Regions from separate parts of the Homo sapiens genome. Here region 1 is linked to region 2. A link is a loop called in an ENCODE intact Hi-C map of the cell type or tissue named here. Cell type or tissue: heart right ventricle. All regions are shown on one strand. Links, peaks and the distances in the headings refer to the core of each region. The heading gives the core; the rest is flanking DNA.

The links. Peaks named below come from ENCODE experiments on the same cell type or tissue, not always from the same donor. Only the 100,000 strongest peaks of a DNase experiment are listed, where the experiment ranks them.
Region 1: a loop joins it to region 2, with 2.0 times the contacts of the local background. A loop is called at or near these places in 16 of 110 quality-filtered maps.

The regions. Positions count from the first base shown.
Region 1 is chr9:75,900,859-75,911,091 of GRCh38, forward strand. The region is part of intron 1 of PCSK5 (proprotein convertase subtilisin/kexin type 5); the gene reads left to right. Among named protein-coding and RNA genes, the nearest start is that of PCSK5, 15 kb to the left of the region's middle. In heart right ventricle, for the core only: no CTCF peak of the experiment used is centred there; no DNase peak of the experiment used is centred there.
Region 2 is chr9:75,958,441-75,968,673 of GRCh38, forward strand. All of the region lies in intron 2 of PCSK5 (proprotein convertase subtilisin/kexin type 5), which reads left to right. Among named protein-coding and RNA genes, the nearest start is that of PCSK5, 73 kb to the left of the region's middle. In heart right ventricle, for the core only: no CTCF peak of the experiment used is centred there; DNase peaks (open chromatin) are centred at 2,329 and 3,951.

The sequences.
Region 1 (10,233 bases), core at 755-8,754, 57 kb before region 2:
CTTCCACTAGCTGGTGAGCTTTTTGAGAGGGCAGTGCCTCATTCATGATTGTATCCCCAGCACCTAGAACAGTGTGTGGTACAGGAGAAACACAGTGAGCACGTGGGCAGGGGGCATGCAGGGTGTAAGTAAAGAGGGATAAAAAGTCCATCTGGAAAGGAAGAGAAACGTTGGTGCCTCAGACTAAAGAGGAAGGAAGGGCGAGTGGCGAGTCAGAGGAATTCCGCTGAGGAGGAAAGGAAGTATAGAGTGGCCTCAATCTCAGTCACTTAAAAGGATTATAAATCATTCTATCATAAAGACACATGAACACGTATGTTTATTGCAGCACTATTTACAATAGCAAAGACTTGGAACCAACCCAAATGCCCATCAATTATAGACTGGATAAAGAAAATGTGGCACATATACACCATGGAATACTATGCAGCCATAAAGAAGAATGAGTTCATGTACTTTGCAGGGATATGGATGAAGCTGGAAGCCATCATTCTCAGCAAAGTAACACAGGAACAGAAAACCAAACACCACATGTTCTCACTCATAAGTGGGAGCTGAACAGTGAGAACACATGGACACAGGGAGGGGAACATCACACACTGGAGCCTGTTGGGGGTGGCGGGAAAAGGGAGGGAGAGCATTAGGACAGATACCTAATGCATGCAGGGCTTAAAACCTTGATGACGGGTTGATGGGTGCAGCAAACCACCATGGCACATGTATACCTGTGTAACAAACCTGCATGTTCTGCACATATATCCCAGAACTTAAAAAAAAAAAAAAAAAGATGAAGACCACCTGTGGCAAGTTGGAGCAGCGGGAACTGGAGGAAATGGATGTCTGGATACTTCAGTATTTTGGAACACTTTTAGGAAATGCTGATAACAATTAATGATTGATGACTATATAAAAATGTACCAAATAGCAATGAGGTTATTTGCTGCTTGTCCTTAGCCATTGCGCAGTGAGTAGTGATTAAATGAGTGAGTGAAAAAAGAAAAAATGAACCAGTCTGTATTGTTTTGTGCCTTTCTCATGAATGTTCAGGAGCCTGAGATTAGAAAAGGACAAAACAGGCTGGGCGTGGTGGCTCACGCCTGTAATCCCAGCACTTTGGGAGGCCAAGGCGGGCAGATTACCTGAGGTCAGGAGTTCGAGACCAGCCTGGCCAACATGGCAAAACCCCATCTCTACTAAAAATACAAAAATTAGCGGGGTGTGGTGTCGAGCGTCTGTAATCCCAGCTACTCAGGAGGCTGAGGCAGGAGAATCGCTTGAACCCAGGAGGTGGAGGTTGCAGTGAGCCAAGATCGCGCCACTGCATTTCAGCCTGGGTGACAGAGTGAGACACCATCTAAAAAAAAAAAAAAAAAAAAAAAAAAAAAGAAAAGGACAAAACAAGGAGTTTGAATTTACCAGAGTAAGAGAGAAGGCGAAAGAAGACTCTGGGAAACTAGGAGGCAAACAGTTCTTGAATATAAAAGGTGCCACTTCTGAAGTGGTTGACCATAGTCTGTGAGGAAGGTGGTGGGGCCAAAATAGGACTACTGGACCAATGGAATAGGGTGGCCATAGCGGCTTTACAAACAAAAGAAAAATGGATGGCCAGCTTGATAAGAGTGGTAGAAGCAGAAAGATGAGAGCCAACCCAGAGAGTATTTTTATTTTTTTGTAAGCTACTAGCTAGAGTTGTTCTGCTCAATGATAAGGTCCAGGGTATGGAGATGCAGGTGAGACGACCAGGCAGAGAACAGGCGAAGTCTAATGGGTTGGAAAGAGTCAAGAAACAGAGGCTGAAGTATTTGAGGGGTTATCAGTGCGTGGAAGAAGAGGATTCCAAGCAATTTGTGCTGATATGTCCACTGGGCAGATAAACATGAAGCTTACCCCGTATTTCATTCTCTTTGGATAAATGTAGGTATTATCTCTGCTTTACACATCTGTGTGCTATTATTTGCACTGCAGGTCCCTTACCAACTTAAGGGATAAAGACAGACACATGGATGATTGCTTTCAACTCCCATATTTGGTTTAAAAACTGAAGATCGTGTTGAACACTGAATATAGAGGGGACAGTGGAAACAGAGAATGTAAAACCAGGACACAATATTTAAGGATGATTTTTTAAAATGGTCTATACTATCTCACATTTTAGGTTGACTTTTAGCTTAGGTTGTCACATAGTCTACTTTCCATCTCAGTATTATAACAGATAATTATAACTATAATTTATTCACATTTCATGTATTCTGCCCTTTAAATACGTATTTTATATAGTACAACAAAGCTGTGTTCTGAACATGCCTTTCATGTATTCTTAGCCTAAACTTTACTACCTTATAGGAATACAGATAAGTTTTAAAATGAGTCTTTAAAATTATTTATAGATTGCTCTATCACATATAACATTTTTAGATTGCTCTATATAATAGATTAATCTTGTTTACATTTGTATGGTAATCTGATTGTTAATTGAGGTTAGCATCACAAAAGAAGTATTTAAGTTTCTATTTTAATTTTCTATACATTATCTGAGAGGTTAATTCTATCCTGGGAAAATTACATTTTGGATACCATGCCAGCATTGAACCTAGTTAAGATTTGAACCTAGTTAAAAGCAAGTCTTTCCTTGATGCCTTTCCCAGTATAACAAACTGTTTATATTCTGTCTCTCTCTGTATGTGTATGTGCATGTGTGTATATATGTGTGTGTGTGTATATATATATATAAAATATATATTATATATATATATTATATATATATATAAAATAAGTATTTAAGGGATGATATTTTTGTAATAAGTTCTTAAGGTCTGGTATTTTTCTATACTGAGAAGCTCTTACAGCTGTAAAAATATACCAGATCTCTGTATATCCATGTTCCCATGCTTGTACCTTGTTTTCTCTGGTGGGAGATCCTCAACCAAAATAAAGCTGGGTAGTCTGAATACAGAGCAGGGAGGGGAGATCATCCCAGGGCCTATAATTTTATAAGCAAATATCCATAATGTAAATTTAGAAAGATACTGCCTACTCATCCTGTGCCTATTCTAGTTTCATTTAACTAATATGTTTGTGTGTCAGTGGGAACCCCATTCATCAATTTCGAAGTTTCTCAAAGAAAACAAAATTGTAGGCCACTTAGGATTTATTACAGGCTAGCTTCCAGCAAGACCTTTTTTTCTTTATTTTTAACTATGGGGCGTCTTTCAATTTGGTGCTCACGGACCAATTTGCCAAATGCTGCATTCTTTGACTCATCACGGGATGATGTCATTGCTCCTGGGCTGGTTGGACAATGCTGGGAACCAGTGAAGGAAACTCAAAGCTGAAAACAGGTGACTTGAGTCACCCTTCTAGATCCAGCCCTGCCATGAATTTGTCACATATTTATGAGCCAGTCACAGGTTTCCTTTGTCATAAAAGATTAATTCTATTCATTGTTTTATTTAAAAAATAGTTGTTGAGGGACACCGTGAAGAAAGTGAAAGGACAACCCACAGAATGGGAGTAAATATTTGCAAATCATATCTGAGGAAGACTTGTACCCAAAATATGTAATGAATTCTCACTCTCAATAATAAAAGACCAATTTCTCAATTAAAAATGGGCACAAAATATCTGAGTAGACATTTTTCCAAAGCACATATGCAAATGGGCAAGAAGCACATCTAAAGATGTATAACATCATTAGTCACCAGGGAAATGTAAGTCAAACCTCAATAAGCTACTGGTTTACACTCACTAGGATGGCTATAATAAAAAAGACAGATCATTACAAGTGTTGATGAGAATGTGGAGAAATTGCAATTCTCCAATTTACAATGGGAATGTGCTAATGGGAATGTAAAGCTGTGAGACCACTTTGGAAAACTGTCTGGCAGTTCCTCAAAAGGTGAAACATACAGCTACTCTATGACCCAGCAGTTCTCTCCTAAATGTATACCCAACAGAAATGAAAACATTTGTCCACACAAAATCTTGTAGATAAGTGTTCATGCCATCATTATTCACAGTAGCCAAAAAGCAGAAACAATCCAACTGTCTATCAACGGATAAATGGATACAATTTGGTGTATTCATATTAATATTATGGAATATTTTTTCACAATGGAAATGAAGTTTTGATACATGCTACAATGTAGATGAACCTTGAAAATATTATTCTAAGTGAAAGGAACCAGTCACAAAAGGCCACATTATTGTATCATTCTGTTTATATAAAATGTCCGGATTTAGCAAATCTATAGAGACAGAGGGTAGATTTGTGGTTGGGTAAGGCTGGAAGGGTTGGTGGGAAATGGGGAGTGGCTGCTAATAGGTATGAGATTTTTTGGGAGGTGATGAAATGTTCTAAAATAGATTGTTGACCTGGCTCACTGGCTGTTGCCTGTAATCCCAACACTTTGGGAGGTCAAAGTGGGAGAATCACTTGAGGCTAGAAGTTCAAGACCAGCCTGGGCAATAAAGTGACACCTTCTGGTCTCTACAAAAGAAAAAAATAAAAATAAAAAATTAGCAGGGCATGGTAGCCTGTAGTCCCAGCTACTTGGCAAGCTGAGGCAGAAAGAGGGCTTGAGCCCAAGAATTTTGAGGATGCAGTAAGCGTAATGGTGCCACTGCATTCCAGCCTGGATGACAGCAAGACACTGTCTCAAAAAATAATAACACTGATTATGGTGATTTTTGTACAACTTTGTAAACATACTAAAAACAATTTAATATTCTGCTTGAAAGCAGGGATCCCTAACCCCCAGGCCATGGACTGATACGGTCCGTGGCCTGTTAGGAACCAGGCTGAACAGCAGGAAGTAAGGGGCAGGTGAGCCGCTCCACTTCCTGTCAGATCAGTGGGGCCGGTAGACTCTTGTAGCAGGGCGAACCCTGTTGTGAACTGTGCATGTGAGGGATCTAGGTTGCGTGCTCCTTATGAGAATCTAACTAATGCCTGATGATCTGATATGGAACAGTTTCATCCCAAAACCATTGCCCCCTCCCCTGTCCATGGAAAAATTTTCTTCCGTGAAACCGGTCCCTGGTGCCGAAAAGGTTGGGGACCACTGCTTTAAATGGGTGATTTGTTTGGTATGTGAATTATATCTCAGTAAAGCTGTTAAAATAGTTATTGAGTACCTATTTTATCAGCCATTCTACTAGGCACAATACAATTACATTTGTCTGCTCACACGGTGCTTGCGTTATAGTGGGAGGAGACAAGCCATAATCCAGTAATGACATGAGTAAAATTATTTCAAATTATGATAGGTGATGTTGGAAAGCAACATGTTAGTAGACTAAAGTGTGACCAAGGGTGAGAGAACTCATTTAGTTGGTCAGGGAGACTCACTGAGGAGGAACACTTGAGCAGATACCTATTTTTTTTTTGAGACAGAGTCTCCCACTGTCGCCTAGGCTGGAGTGCAGTGGCGCAATCTCGGCTCACTGCAGCCTCCGCCTCCCGGGTTCAAGCAATTCTCCTGCCTCAGCCTTCTGAGTGGCTGAGATTACAGGTGTCTGTCACCATGCCCGGCTAATTTTTTGTATTTTTAGTAGAGATGGGGTTTCTCTATGTTGGTCAGGCTGGTCTCGAGCTCCTGACCTTGTGATCTGCCTGCCTCAGCCTCCCAAAGTGCTGGGATTACAGGCGTGAGTCACTGCGCCCAGCCGCAGATACCTAATTTTAAGAAAGCTCCAACCACATGGTAGTCTGGAGTCAGATGAGGTCTTTGTAAAGGAGATGGCAAATGCAAAGGCCTCTGAGGAAGAGAAGGTCAGAACAGTGTAAATGGAGACTAACAAGGAAGAAGAGGTGGAGCTTGAGATTAGAGAGGATCATCTTAAGGCTTAATTTTGGTGATGTCATTTCCCTGTTCAGAAGCCACCAGTAGCTCCCATTTGCCTATTGCATTACAATGGATTCCTTCTCTGGGCTTTTAAAGGCCTGTACCTACTTGTCCTGAAATAGTTTTTCCATCATTTCTCCTACTCATTCCCTTGATAAAGCTAGACCTTCCTATTGTTCCCCAGATATTACGCTCAATGCTTTCCTGTTGCTCTGTCAGTCTTTCCACCTGAACTATTCACCTGATCCATTGCTCTTCTGGAAATTTTATCTCTTCTTGAAGGCACCTCTCAAATGTCAACTCTTGTCTATGGCCATACTATGCTGAATGCGCCCTGTCTCATTAAATATCACCTCTTTACCTATATTTTGCTCTGGAAGTATACGTAAAATGTAGGTATAGGTAAAATTGCTCTGATTTTTAACTTCATTGACTTGCATAATAGCTTGCCCAGAATTCTCTTAGGGAATTAAATATAGTTAAGTTTGTCCTTTTTTTTTTCGGTCTACAGGGACTTAATTATTACTCTGTAGCATATAGCATAGTGTCTCACTGTGTATACTTAGTCATTAAATATTGGTTGAATTCTAAAGTATTTTGCAGACATGGAACGTACGTAAAATGTAAAATAATGTGAACACTGGAGAAAAAGTACAAAAAATTCTATATAGTCAAGAATGAAATCAGTAGTGCATTGTTTATTCTATAAAGGGGTATGGTAAAAAGCAGTGTTCTAGGATTGATGAGTCATTTGTGTGTGGATTCGAAAGTCCAGGCTTCCTGGGAAATAGCCTAGCCCTTATCTTTTAGTGTTTCAGACCTTGGCATCATTAGCAGGGTCATTCTTCTGATTTTGACTTCTATGAGCATTTTTGGTATGAAAGTCAGAGTACACAGTGTGACAGCACGCACTCCGAGAGGCAAGTCCCAGATTATCCTAGGACTATTATTGCTTCTCTGTGGATCTTGGTGAACCCTAAGGATCCTTCTGGCTGTGACCATCTCCTTGGGGTGGCAGTGAAAGTCTTTTGTCTATTGGAGCAGTGGGAAGAACAGCACAGAGTTCCCTAATGAAGAAACTGGTCAGTAGTAAGAAACAATTTCCAATCACGGGCAAATTTCACTGTTTATGTAGAAGCAATGGAAGTAGCAAAAACAGTCAGGTTTGGTGCGCGTGAAAGGTCCTAAAAGAAGGGTCCTCTGTATAAAATAAGCTGTACACTCTTGTGATGGTCAGAGGCTCATGGCAGGGCCTAGCCGGATTGGCCATTTAAGTGCCAAAACACTGAAATTAAATCCAGAGAGAAGGAGGGATTGCAGACTCTAGAACAAACAGTCATAAATTAAGCCCTGCAGGTCAGTCCTTAAGGAGTGGCTTCAGAAACATCCTTGGAGATAGGAAACAAACTCAGGACAAATAGAACAAGTATTTATTGGGAGTTAACTCCCTTTAATGATAAAGGGAACATTCTCTTGGTTGGGTGACATGGCCAGAAGCCAATCTCTCAGTAGAGATGAGTCTCCCCATTTGACCTCTCTTCTTTTATCAGATCCAAGCTGCAAACCTCCAGGCCTTCAGGCTTGGGTAGATAGAGGGAAAGGTGAATTGTATTTTCTAGGTCAGATGAAGGAGCGATGGAAAAGCTGAGCTTTCTCATGGGATATATGGTTTGAAAGTAGAGCTATTCCTTCCTCACAATTGTGATGGGCCTACTGTAGGTAAGGCCTTTGTCACTCTTATGTGGATTATTGTGCAAGTCTTACCCTGTCCCCACTGCCTCCCCCTTTCCTCTGGTCAAAAAGAATTGCTTCTTCCTCTCCCTTTTTCTTCTCTTTCCTCCTCTTCCTTCTTTAATGTTCTCAACATCATTCAACCTAACTATTTTGCCATTCTGTGCACATGAACTGGCATGTCCTGCTTTTCTGCCTCTACTCATGTCATTCTCACTGCCGGGACATCCACATGCCCAGATCTCACTATGTTCTACAAAGCCTTTCTCAGATGTCATTTCCTCAAATGAAACTTCCTATGGCTAAAACCTCCTTCGTTTAAACTCTCATTGAACCTTGTATGCTTCTTTTTATTGGCACTTGGCATTTTCATCTTACATGCCATCTATCTATCTATCTATCTATCCATCCATCCGCCATCCATGCATCCTTCTCTTTCTATTTATCTATCTATCTATCTATCTATCTATCTATCTATCTATCTATCTATCTCTCTATCTCTCTCTCTGTCTATCTATCTATCTATCTATCTATCTATCTATCTATCTATCTATCTATCCGATTTTCTCTCCTCTGCTAGATAATAATCCCCCTAAACATAGGATTTCTGGGCCGGGTGCAGTGGCTCATGCCTGTAATACCAGCACTTTGGTAGGCCGAGGTGGGCGGATCACCTGAGGTTAGGAGTTTGAGACCAGCCTGGCCAACATGGCGAAACCCTTTCTCTACTAAAAATACAAAAATTAGCCAGGTGTGGTGATGCACACCTGTAGTGTCAGTTACTCTGGGAGGCTGAGGCAGGAGAATTTCTGGAACCCGGGATGCAGAGGTTGCAATGAGCCAAGATCGCGCCACTGCACTCCAGCCTGGGTGACAGAGTGAGACTCCATCTCAAAAAAAAAAAGATAGGATTTCTGTGTGGTTCACCTTTGTGACCCAGTTGGCACCTGGAAGAGTTTTCTGTAGTTAAAATGCCCTCAGAGCTGGGTGCGGTAGCTCACGCCTGTAATCCCAGCACTTTGGGAGGCCGAGGCGGGCGAATCACCTGAGGTCAGGAGTTCTAGACCAGCCTGACCAAAATGGAGAAACTCAATCTGTACTAAAAATACAAAATTATCCAGGTGTGGTGGTGGGTGCCTGTAATTCCAGCTACTTGGGAGGCTGAGGCAGGAGAATTGCTTGAACCTGGGAGGCAGAGGTTGCGGTGAGCTGAGATCGTGCCATTGCACTTCAGCCTGGGTAACAAGAGCAAGACTCCGTCTCAAGAAAAAAAATGCCCTCAGAAAGATTTTCTAAAATGGATAAATGGAAGTGGGCAAAAACAGGCAGGGAGTAAATAAAGCCCGCAGCAGTTGTTAGTACTGTCCACTGAATGTTTCTGGTTCTCTCCCTTGGCTGTGTTATAAGATTGAATTTCCCTATATTTGGTGTTGAGCATGGCCAGGTGACTTCAGTGGCCCAGTGAAATGTGAGCAGAAGTGACTCGTGTCCCTTCATTTACAGCCAGTGAGTGACTTGTGGTGAGCTGCATCTGCCCTGTGATTGGCAGAGCTCCAGATGGTGGATGCTTCATTAGTCTGAGTCCTTGAGAGATGCGATGAGCAGCACTCCCAGCCCAGTGCACGATAGATATATAACATGAGCTAGAAATAAACCTTTTTTGTTTTAAGTCACTGAGACTCATGGGATCAGTTCACTCTAGTGGAACCTAGTCCATCTCGATAAACACAAAAGGCCAAGCTCAATAGTTTTCTCCTTAGCCTTGTGTGCAGTGTAGACTAAGATATGTGGTGAAAGGAGAGAAAAAGATTGTGATACTCTGGATAAGAACCCCGTGATGTAATAGGAAGACCCTAGTGAACTCCAGCATACATTTTGCTGATTATTCAATTGGTAATTATGTATATCCAAGAAAAAAATCAGAAGCCACTTATTAGTTATTTCCAATGTGTGTATGTGATTCTGTTGTTTGGAGATTTGCATTTCCTGAAAGAAACCCTAAAGGTCCTAGAGCTTAATTGCTCTCAGAGTTGCTTCTTTGTCCTCACATTATTTATTGACCTTGCCGGTTCTTTGCATGAAACTTATTCTATGAGTTCAGATAGACCTGTTAATCACTGGTAAGCTTCGTTAGAAAATACAGAGTTCTTTTTTTTTTTTCTCTTTCCATGAAGACAGAAACTTAATGTGTTGCAGGTTGTCTTTTATTTTTCCCCATCAGATGAAAATAGCATGTTAATTTTGTACTTCAAAAAATTGTTTAATAGAGAACTCTCTTTCTGCTTGCCAATAGCACTTGCTTGTGCCTTCGCTGAGGGCCACATTGTGCTTCCAGAATTATGACACCCACTGCTGCAGAATCCACTTAAATTTGCCTCTCCATTCCAAAGGACATTATGCTTTAGTTGTGAGAGAACTGGCTTCACAAACATGTGGGTATCGGTTCACTCACTGATTTATGTGATGTGGACACAGTGGGGAACATCTGAGATTTAAAATGTGATGGTCTGAATTTCCAACTGTTGAAATGAATCCAAAGCAGCAGATTTTTCTTCTTTGGCAAGACAGAATTGAAGCAACATGCAGTGATTTGGTTTGCCGATTTGCGATCTGTTAAAAATCTGAATAGCTTAAAAACAGGGAGAGTAAAGGCTGTGTA
Region 2 (10,233 bases), core at 642-8,641:
AAAACAGATGGAAGGAATTCTGTTTTCTGAGTACCCATGTGTATCCATGGGTTGTGTAGCTTGGAGGCAGCTTGGTTCAGGGGAAGAGTATGAACTTTAGAGGCCAAAACCTGTGTTGAGGATCCAGGCCATTACCTGTGTAAGATTCATGAGCTTGAGACTCTCTGTGAGATAATGCACAAAGATTTTTCTTTTCCCTTCCCATGGAAGATTCTGGACCCTTGATTTGGAGTCAGAAGAACTAGTTCTGTCTCTGTCTTTCATTGACAGTGAACATTTGGGCAAACGATTTAGCTCTATGAGTGAAAGTTTCCTTCTGTATGAAATGGAAATGGTAATAATAAGAACTCAGAGTAGTGTGAAGGTTAGAGAGGTTAATTCGTGCAAAAAGCACATTGTAAACTTGAAAGCATTGTATTTATCCATTCATTCAATCAACACTACACATCCCCTGTGTCGCTTAACAAGGAATTGGTAATCTAGAGGGCTGATAGACACAGAAGCTGACATTGTGGCACACTGGCCTTCCTTCAAAGGTCTAACCTTGCAATTTGGCAGAAATAGAAACTTAGGGGACAAAATATTACAAATGACATTTTTTAGGCCTGGGAGAGGGGCAATTAATAGGAGAGCAGTGATCATTTAAGACCTGTGAAGAAAGTTTGCTCATGACAGGGAGGGAACATTGAGGAAAGAGCACACAAAATTGAATCTAGAATATCTTTCCAGAGAAGGGAAGACTCTTGAGCCAATCTTTAAGAAGAAGTTTGCCAGTGGACAAAAACATTGAAGTGGCTCAAGGACATTCTAAGGAAGAAGACTGGGGAAACTTCAGATGCAAGACAGAGAGTGGCATTGTTTAGGCCACATTTCATTGTTGCTCAAGCTAAGGTGTGTGAATATGGAGCAAGTGGGGTGAGGAGGGCCAGGCTGATGAGGTAGATACCCTAGGAACCATGTCACAGACGGCTGCTTGTTCCATGTTGACAAGCTTGGGCTCCACCTTGCATGGGTTAAGGTTTGATGTACACATGAGACTACAGGATGTCATGCTCTTACTAAAAGAGGATGCTATTGAGCCACTATGAGCTGCTCATGTAATTCGATGATCCCCCCTGCTCCCTACCCAGATTGGAGAAGTGTTTGTATTAACCCAGTTAACTTCTTGCTGAATGCCCCATGTCCAGCAGTTGTACATACTCCAGTGTGGCTGGGCTCGGGGCCGACTCTGTGGCCACGGCACAAATGGAGATATTTGCCGGTGAAACTTAAGAATCCTTATGGGAACCAAGTCCCATTGGTTTCATTTGCAGCAATAAACATTCAACTGAAAAGACTATTTATTGGATACTCACCATGTGCTGGGCACAACACTGTGCTTAGTGCAGGGGAGAAATAGGAATGAGTAAGGTATGGTAAGCTTTATGGTAAAGACAATAGCTGCCTGTTGAGTGCTCACTGTGGGTCTGTGATGGTTCCACTTAAACGTTGCAAAGCCCTCTGAGGTAGATATTGTAATTCCTATTCTATGTAGGGCAGAAGAAGCAATTTTGGACACTAGTTTGTGGAGGACCTAGGATTCAAACTCATGTGTCCAACACCAAAGTCCACATTTGTAATCCTACCTGTGTTCTATGATGGAGACAGAAGTGTAACTAACTGTATGTAAGGTGAAGACTTGGAGAGTGAAGGAGATTGAAGAAGCAACGTAGAATAGATTTTAGGTCTTTTTTCAACTGTGAAATAAAGATAAAACAGACAATTCTTTCTTCTTTTGCCTACCTTTGTTAGATTATAGGTCAGAAGACTCAGTCAGAGCAATTGTCATATTCTTACAAGCTGGAGAACTGAAGGGGAAATAAATGAAAGACTTGGAAGGAATAGGATTAGTTTGAAACAACCAGAGGTCAGGGCAGCTCAATAGTGTAGACTTCTGAAGGAGTGAGAAATCCAAAACTCTGTGGGCAGTTAATCCCTGAAAGGAAATAGGGGCTGGGGAAGAAGCAAGACAAGAGAGAGACTATCAGAGAAAAAAACTAATTTTAATATTCTGGGAAAACAGAGGGAATGTGATCATGTGAAAGGGCATGAATAAAGAAAAACAGCTGAAGAACAAAAGGAAATTTAAGACGCCAAAGATTGTAAATTAAATCTTATTACTATAAAGGCCAGTTTACACTTTTTCTATATCACAGGGTTGCATTTATTATTCCCTAAATTTATATTTATAGAAGAGAAGGCCAGAGATGAGCATCGGCTCTCCTTCGTGCTCCAGCCGTGCTCTACTTATTAACATTCGACAGCTGTTTCCCGAGTGCCTGCCAGGAGCTCAGTTCCTGAGAGGCTCTGCCATAAATTATACTCTTCCAGAATTTGAGAGTGAAAAGGAGTGCAGATGACACCAGGGCAACAGGCTTGAGTTCAGTTGTCCTGGTCAAATGGGCACATCTGGCTACCCTGTACAGTGATGAAGAAGGCTCTCTCCAGAAACCAAGTAGATGACTCTTCTATAAGGAAATTGAAATGATGTCCACAATTAGTTAGAATGAAAAGTGGAAAGAGGTAAAGTACCAGAGGAATGGCATCAAGTAACATCTGCCTGGAAGGAAGATGGCTTCTTGCTAATCAAACAAAAGAGCTGTGTGGCTTAGCAGTGTCCCTGATTCTATCAGCTACTGTTGCTACTGAACTGAGTCCTTGTGATTGAGCTGAACCTGAAGTCCAGGTCACTGCATCGGGTGCCTCTTATGTAGCTTCACCTCTGACTGGTGGCCCAGCCCCTGGGGCTGGTGCATCTCTACATGAAAGTGATACAAAATGCCACTCACTTGCTACAAAGTGATTTAAGCTCCTGAGGAAATCTATGAAATTTAAGGCCTTTCAGTCAATTGGTGCCAAGAGTAATTTCCTTACACTTAATTGATGAAATGACCAATATTGTAAAATGTTTGATACATTTGTTCTCTCATTTAATCATTCAAATCTGACTCCTGAATATGGCAGCCGCTAACCACTGTGGCCATTGTGTGCTTGGCATGTGGCTAGTACGTCTGAGGAACTGGATTTTTAATTTCACTTAATTAAATTGTATTAACTTTAAATTCAAATTTTACAACTGACACTTGACTTATTAGAACATGTTTAAGTATGTTTGATATGATTTGGGTATATGAACCTATTTCAACTGTCAATTTTATGAGATCTAAATGCAGATCAAATATCTCTGGTGAAAACTTGGCATCCAAACTGAGATGTGCTGTAAGTGAAGGACACAGCTGATTTTAAAGGCAGAGAACGTAAAATAGCTCATTAGTAATTTTTATATCGCCTACATGATGAAGTGATAATATTTTGGATATGCTGGGTTAAATAAAGCATATTGTTAAAAAATCATCTCAACTGTTTCTTTTTGCATCTTCAATGTGGACACTAGTAAATTTAAACTAGCACGCCTTGCATTCTCTTTTTGTTGGACAGCACTAATTCTGGTATTGATTATCTGCTGTATCCCCGGCGCTGTGCTCACCATGGGCAGTAGGGATGGAGGCTGTGAGGTTACTGCCCAGGTAGAGTACAGGGTTCCTGTGCGGGTATGGAAAATAAACAGATAAACATAAATAACCAGCATGGATTGGGATTGTGGTGAGCACTAGAAGGCAGGTCTGCAGGGTGGTGCTCAAGTAACTGGGGGAGGGGGCCACGTTGAGAGAGTGTGGTCAGGGAAGACCTCTCTGAGTGGAGTTGAGGATTGGGAGGAGCTGGGAAGGAGCATGGGTGGTTTCTCAGAAGAGGAGGCCTTTGATGTGGGCTCTGAAGGGTGGATATGTCGTTCTTCCTTTAGCTCATTCAGAAAGACTTCTTCAGCTCCTGGGTCAAAAGGAGGATGTGGAGAAAGCGCTTGGCTTCACACCAGGCCTGGCAACTCGGCAGGTGCAGATCCAGCTGGGCCAGGGGCCAGGCAATCAGCGAGCACATGGGGTGAGAGTCTTGGCAGATTCATCCTGGAGCCAGCTGGATGTTGAGGGCTAGGAATGCGGTAGAGTGGCTCTTTCATAAGAATCAAAACTGTTGCATTTTGACAACTGGGTATTTGCAGGAGAACAGATAGTAGGTTTTAAATTGTGGTGCTGGAGTGTGTGCCTGGCTCCACTGTGCAGCCTAACCTTGAAAAGAGGCAGGCTGAAGTAGACACTCATTGTCATCTGCTCACGGAGCTCTCAGCAGAGATTTGGAAGCTGATCGAGAACCAGCATTTGTGATGGGCACACATAATTTGGCCCATCTGTACACTGTGGCCACATCAGTGAATTCACTGATGTCAGGAAGACATCACACCCAAGTGGCTGGCGGAAATTGAAATGGGACCCACAGAAGTGCTGAGTGGCAGCACAGCCCTGAATGGGCCTCTGCGCACACCCAGAGCTGGTCCCCTCTTGCTTCATAAGACACTGTGTGTGTGTTGGTTAATCGCATGGGTTCTGGAGTCAGATCTTGCCTGAATTCTGCTTTGCCAATCACTAGCTGTGGGAACATGGGCAAAGAATGAAACCTGAGTCCCAGTTTCCTCATCCATAATAATGTCATTTACATGATGCCAACCACACTCCTAATACTGTTGTATGAATAAATTATAGCTATTATTCTTATTAGCATAATTTTTTATTCTCCTTTTTCTTTCTCTTTTTAATTACCATATAAAAGCAAAGTTAAAAGATCAGATTGGGCCACGGCTCACAGGTTAGCATTTGGGGATACTTTATCCAACAAGAGAGAGAGATGGCTCTACTAACATACCACTCTGGGGAAAAATAACATAATCTTGGCTCTTCTGGGCTTCAGGCTTTGGCAGACCTGTGGAAATCACAGCTTTCCTCTAAAATTATTCTCACATTTTCAATTCTAACAATTTATGGTGAAAATCTAAGGAACTTTTGTGTTTAAAATAAGCAACTTGGAAGAATAAGAATTATAGAGCGGCATCTTCACCTGAATCATTTTGTTGACAGTGTCTGCCACATACAGCCTCTTGACATTTAGTTTTCCTGTGGTTTTTAGCCAACTTAAAGAGGTGTAGACTTCATGCCAGGTGTGGGCTGGGGGTAGTGTTAGAGCATTTGTTTGAGTTCGTTTTTACTTTTGGTTAAAAAATAATTCAGCTGGCTGGGCACAGTGGCTCATGCCTGTAATCCCAGCACTTCGGGAGGCCGAGGCGGGCGGATCACGAGGTTAGGAGTTCGAGATCAGCCTGACCAACATGGTGAAACCCCGTCTCTACTAAAAATACAAAAATTAGCCGGGCATGGTGGCACGCTCCTGTAATCCCTGCTACTTGGGAGACTGGGGCAGGAGAATTGCTTGAACCCAGGAGGCAAAGGTTGCAGTGAGCCGAAATCGTGCCATTGCACTCCAGCCTGGGTGACAGAGCGAGACTTCGTCTCAAAAAAATAAAAATTAAAAAAAAAATTCAGTCACCGTATACCATATAGTGGAAAAAGCAGAGGCTTAGGAGTGGGTTCACATCCCAGCTCTGCACATTTTTACGTGGCCTTGGACACTTTGCTTAACCTTTTTGAATCTCAGTTTCTCTATCTGGAAAATGGAAACAACATCCAACTGCTTCTTTTGTTGAGAGGATTCGAAGCTATGTAGGGAGAGTATCTGGACTGTCATTGTGGTTCTTGGTGAGCACATTTGATGACACTTTCTGCTGCATCGTTTTTTTTCCTCAAGAGAACATGCTCAATTGTGTATATGGGTTCAAGAAGGCACTGGCCAGAATACCAGGGAAATCTAAATTCCATACTTAGGTAGCTCAGATCATAACTGGGTGAAAGTTCTTTGGCCAGAACACCAAGTCAGAGTTCTAAAAATATCTTATATTATAATGTTTTTCTTTTTTAATTTTTTTCACTCAAGACAGTGAATATTTAATTGCTTGACTAGTGTGCTTACATTGAGAGTATTCTAGAACCCTCTTTCTGACATTATCTTAATGTTTTCAAATATTTAACCACACCTTGAGATAAAAGCAATGAAATAAAGCTTGTGTTTAGGACACAGTTGAAAAAAACATGCCAACAACGCAGTGAGTTATGGGGCAGCTAGCACCACCCCACCTGCCTTCCGTAAGCGGAGAGTCTGTGCTTTGCACCTGGGATGTTTGTCCTTGATACTTGATGGTTACTAGGTGTGTGCATGTTGATGTATGGGTGAGGGAATAAAGCCCATGAATGCCAATGTATGACTAATAGCAGTAGAATTTTGGTTTGATGAATGCCTTTGTTAATTCATGGTCCATTTCAACTTCATGTATTAATTAAGTGCTCATTGCGTATCTACTATATAGGTGTAACAAGGCTATTTCCTTGTAGGCCATATTCCAAATCAACAATTTGTTTAGGAAGCCAAAACTTTGTTTTAAATAGCATCTTTTCTCTTCATGCCAATGGCGGGGGTGGGGGAGCATTAATCCATATTGGTTCAATTCCATGTCAAAGCCAAGCATCAAGGATTAGACCGTGAAATGGTGGTGGAATAGTAGTCCAGAGGCAGGCCTGAGGGGGAACAGACCTTTCCTATCACAAATAAGTTGTGATACCACTTGGATTCATGTTCTTTGCTTGTCAAATGAAGGGTTTGAACTGGAAGATCTCTTAGATCCTGCCCCAAAGGCAAAGCATCTGTGGGAGGACACAAGAGGCAGCCAAGTGAAGCAATTTGTAGGCCTTTAGTACGCACTGTATTAGGGTTCTCCAGGGACCCAGGGCCAGTAGGAGATATACATCTCCTGTTTACATCCTATATATGTGTATGTGTGTATATGTGTGTGTGTGTGTGTGTGTGTGTGTGTGGAGAGAGAGAGAGAAAGAGAGATACTAATTATGAGGAGTGGATTCACTTGATTACAGAAGCTGAGAGAGGTCCCACGATTTGCGTCTGCAAGCCAGAGACCCAGGAAAGCCAGTAGTGTAATTCCAGCCTGAGTCCAAAGGTCTGAGAACCAGGGGAGCCACTGATGGAAATCCCAGCCCTAGGGCAGAAGACCAGTGCCCCAGCTCATGCAGGCACGTGGGAAGGGAATGCATCCTCCCTTCTTCTGCTTTTTGTTTTATTCAGGCCATCAGTGGATTGAGTGATGCCCACCCACATTGGGGATGGCAATTCATTTTACTGAGCCCACCAATTCGATGCTGATCCTATCCAGAAACACCCTCACAGTTATACCCAAAGAGAGTATTTAATCCGGGCACCCTGTGGCCTAGTCAAGTGGGCACATAAAATTAATTATCATACTGCCTATTGGTGACTTTTTTGGTAAGGCTATTTCCCCCATTCTTAGGTCTATGAAGTAAAAATTAATGAATGTAGAAAGCCAGTTGTTTGCTTTTTCAGTCACTGATTCCAAAATAAGAGGGGATTCTTGGGAAGAACAATATCCTAAACTCTGCAACCACCACCCGAGGGCTACAGATTACTAGCAGTGATGTGGTTTGTAATTGGGAACATGGACTAAGTTCAGCAGCATGTGAGCTATCAGGGACACATTATAGACAGATATACCAGAGGGTAGATGAAAGGTGTCATAAGGTAGACAAGTCCAGTGCAAGGATCAACACACTTCAGGGTGTGTTGCCCTTAGATGCTGTGTTGACCTCTCTTGGCCCTAAGCCCTTGTGTCAACCGGTGTCTCTAGGAATCACTCTGAGGTTAACACTTTGGGTACGTACTAACCTATACTGAGGCAGGGCTAGAAAGGGTACTCAATACCCCACACTGGAGGCATGTCACAAAAAGGAACAATCTCTTCAGAAGTCAATCTTGACAGATTGTGTATTGGTGGGGACTGGCCCAAATGCCTGTCGGATATTTCTTGCAATGGTGACTGTGAAACAAAAACTCTACTGTATTTTGAACAGTGTGTAGCAGCATCAAATTGGAAAATGACATCATGGTTGTCAGCTGAAGTGTCTCCCCTCAACAATAACTTTTTAAGATCTACTTACAAGTAGGTTATTTATTGGATACATTGCCCATAAGGAGAGCAACTTGCCATCCCAATCTCATGGGAATGTGCTCTTGAAAAAAGTCTTTCTTCTCGCTATAGAGGTAGATCTCTTTTAGTGGTTTTACAGATTTCAATGAAATTTAATGAATAGCAGGTGAACCTACCCATGTTTTCACTTCCAGGGTGTCCACTTGACCTGTCATTAAACATATGTGACAATTTTGTAGGAAGGGTGGTAGTGGAATTGGAAGAGAACCATTTTCTACCAAATACCTATTATGTGCCCTGCACTTTGGCTCACAACAAAATGAGAAAAACAAATAAATTAGATAAGTTCAGTCACTTGGGCAGGGTCACATACTATGTAATGCTTCCTAGAATTAGATCTAGAACCATCTGGTTTTGTCCATCCTATTTCTACCACAGTGTATGTTGTGAAAAACCCTTAAGCACTTTATGTTAAAGTTATATCTTTAACATAAAGGAGAACTAGTTCTGCCTCTATATGGCTTTTGGTCCTCTTGATCTGGGTCACAGGTAGCCTTAGGAAATAGTCTTCAAGGGGGGAAGGAGGTAATCCATTTCCTCTTGAATCTTACTGCAAATACAGGGTAACATTTCCACCCCTTTTTTAAGTGTTTTATTTATTTATTTTTTTCTTTAATAATATCAACTTCTATTTTACTTTAGGTTCAGGGGGTGAATGTGCAGTTTTGTTACATGGGTATATTGCCTGATGCTGAAGCTTGGGGTATAATTGATCCCATTATCCAGGTAGTGAGCATAGTGCCCAATAGTTACTTTTTCCGCCCTCTAGTAGCCCCCAGTATCTGCTGTTGCCATCTTTATGTCCATGAGTACCCAATGTTTAGCTCCCACTTGTAAGTGAGAACATAGCGGCATGTGGTTTTCTGTTCCTGCATTAATTTGCTTAGGACAATGGTCTCCAGCTGCATCCGTGTTGCTGCAAACGACATGATTTCATTCTTTTTTGTGGCTTTATAGTATTCCATGGCGTGTATGTGGAGAGCAACATTTTCTAATGCAGAGCCTGGAAGCAGCTATGATGTACCTTAAGGGAACAGCTTTCACAAACAGTCCTTGAGGATTAAGCTTGGGTGCCTATTTTCTGTGTTGTTGGCCCATTTCATACAATGCAGTTTAGTGGTAAGAGCATGCTAAAGCTTTCAAAAGGTTGCCTGATAGAACATTTTAGAACATGAAGGGACCAAGGGGATTCCTCTGTTGCTAAAGACATGTCATTTGGTATTCTAATAACTCCCTCACTGGGCTGTGAGCGCCTCAAGGGCAGTGCCCAGCCTTTTTTTTTTTTGAGTCAGAGTTTCACTCTTGTTGCCGAGGCTGGAGTGCAATGGTATGATCTCGGCTCACCACAACCTCCGCCTCCCCAGGTTCAAATGATTCTCCTGCATCAGCCTTCTGAATAGCTGGGATTACAGGCATGCGCCACCACGCCTAGCTAATTTTGTATTTTTAGTAGAGACGGGGTTTCTCCATGTTGGTCAGGCAGGTTTCAAACTCCCGACCTCAGGTGATCCGCCCGCCTGGGCCTCCCAAAGTACTGGGATTACAGACGTGAGCCACTGCGCCTGGCCAGGGCCCAGCCTTTTATAGTTAACTGCCAGCAATTAATAAGTTATCTTCACTGATCCAGGGAGTCAGAGGGATGTTGTTGATTCACTGATGCAACACTAGTGCCTAGCACAGTGCCTGGCACCTGATTGTGCTGAGTAAATGTGTGTTGAATCGAGTTGATTTGAAAGCTTAGCAAGGAACAACTGTGTCCAACAAGTGTTGAAGGGTCAGTCTCAGGAACTAGTTCAACCGACGCAAGGTCTTGACTGCCAGTCTAAGTATATCACAGGGTCCTGTTATATCGCTCGCGCGTTAACAGGTAAGTTAATTTATTCAGCAAACATGTATTGCACATCCGTTATCAGTCAAGTAATCTTCCAGATGCCAGGGACACAGATAAGAAAAATATAGCCTCTTTCTTCCAGAGGAATATGCTTCATGAAAAAGTCTGACAAATGGTTAAACTGCTGTTCTTAGTGGTTGTGGCAGAGATAAACATAGTGTGCTCTGGAAGCACCATAGAAAGGAAGATGCCCTCACCTAGAAGGTGCGAGGGTGAAAGAATTTGCCTACTGAAGTCCACTGCAAGAGCTTGGAAGATGAAATACATGAGGGCCAGATTTTATAGAAAT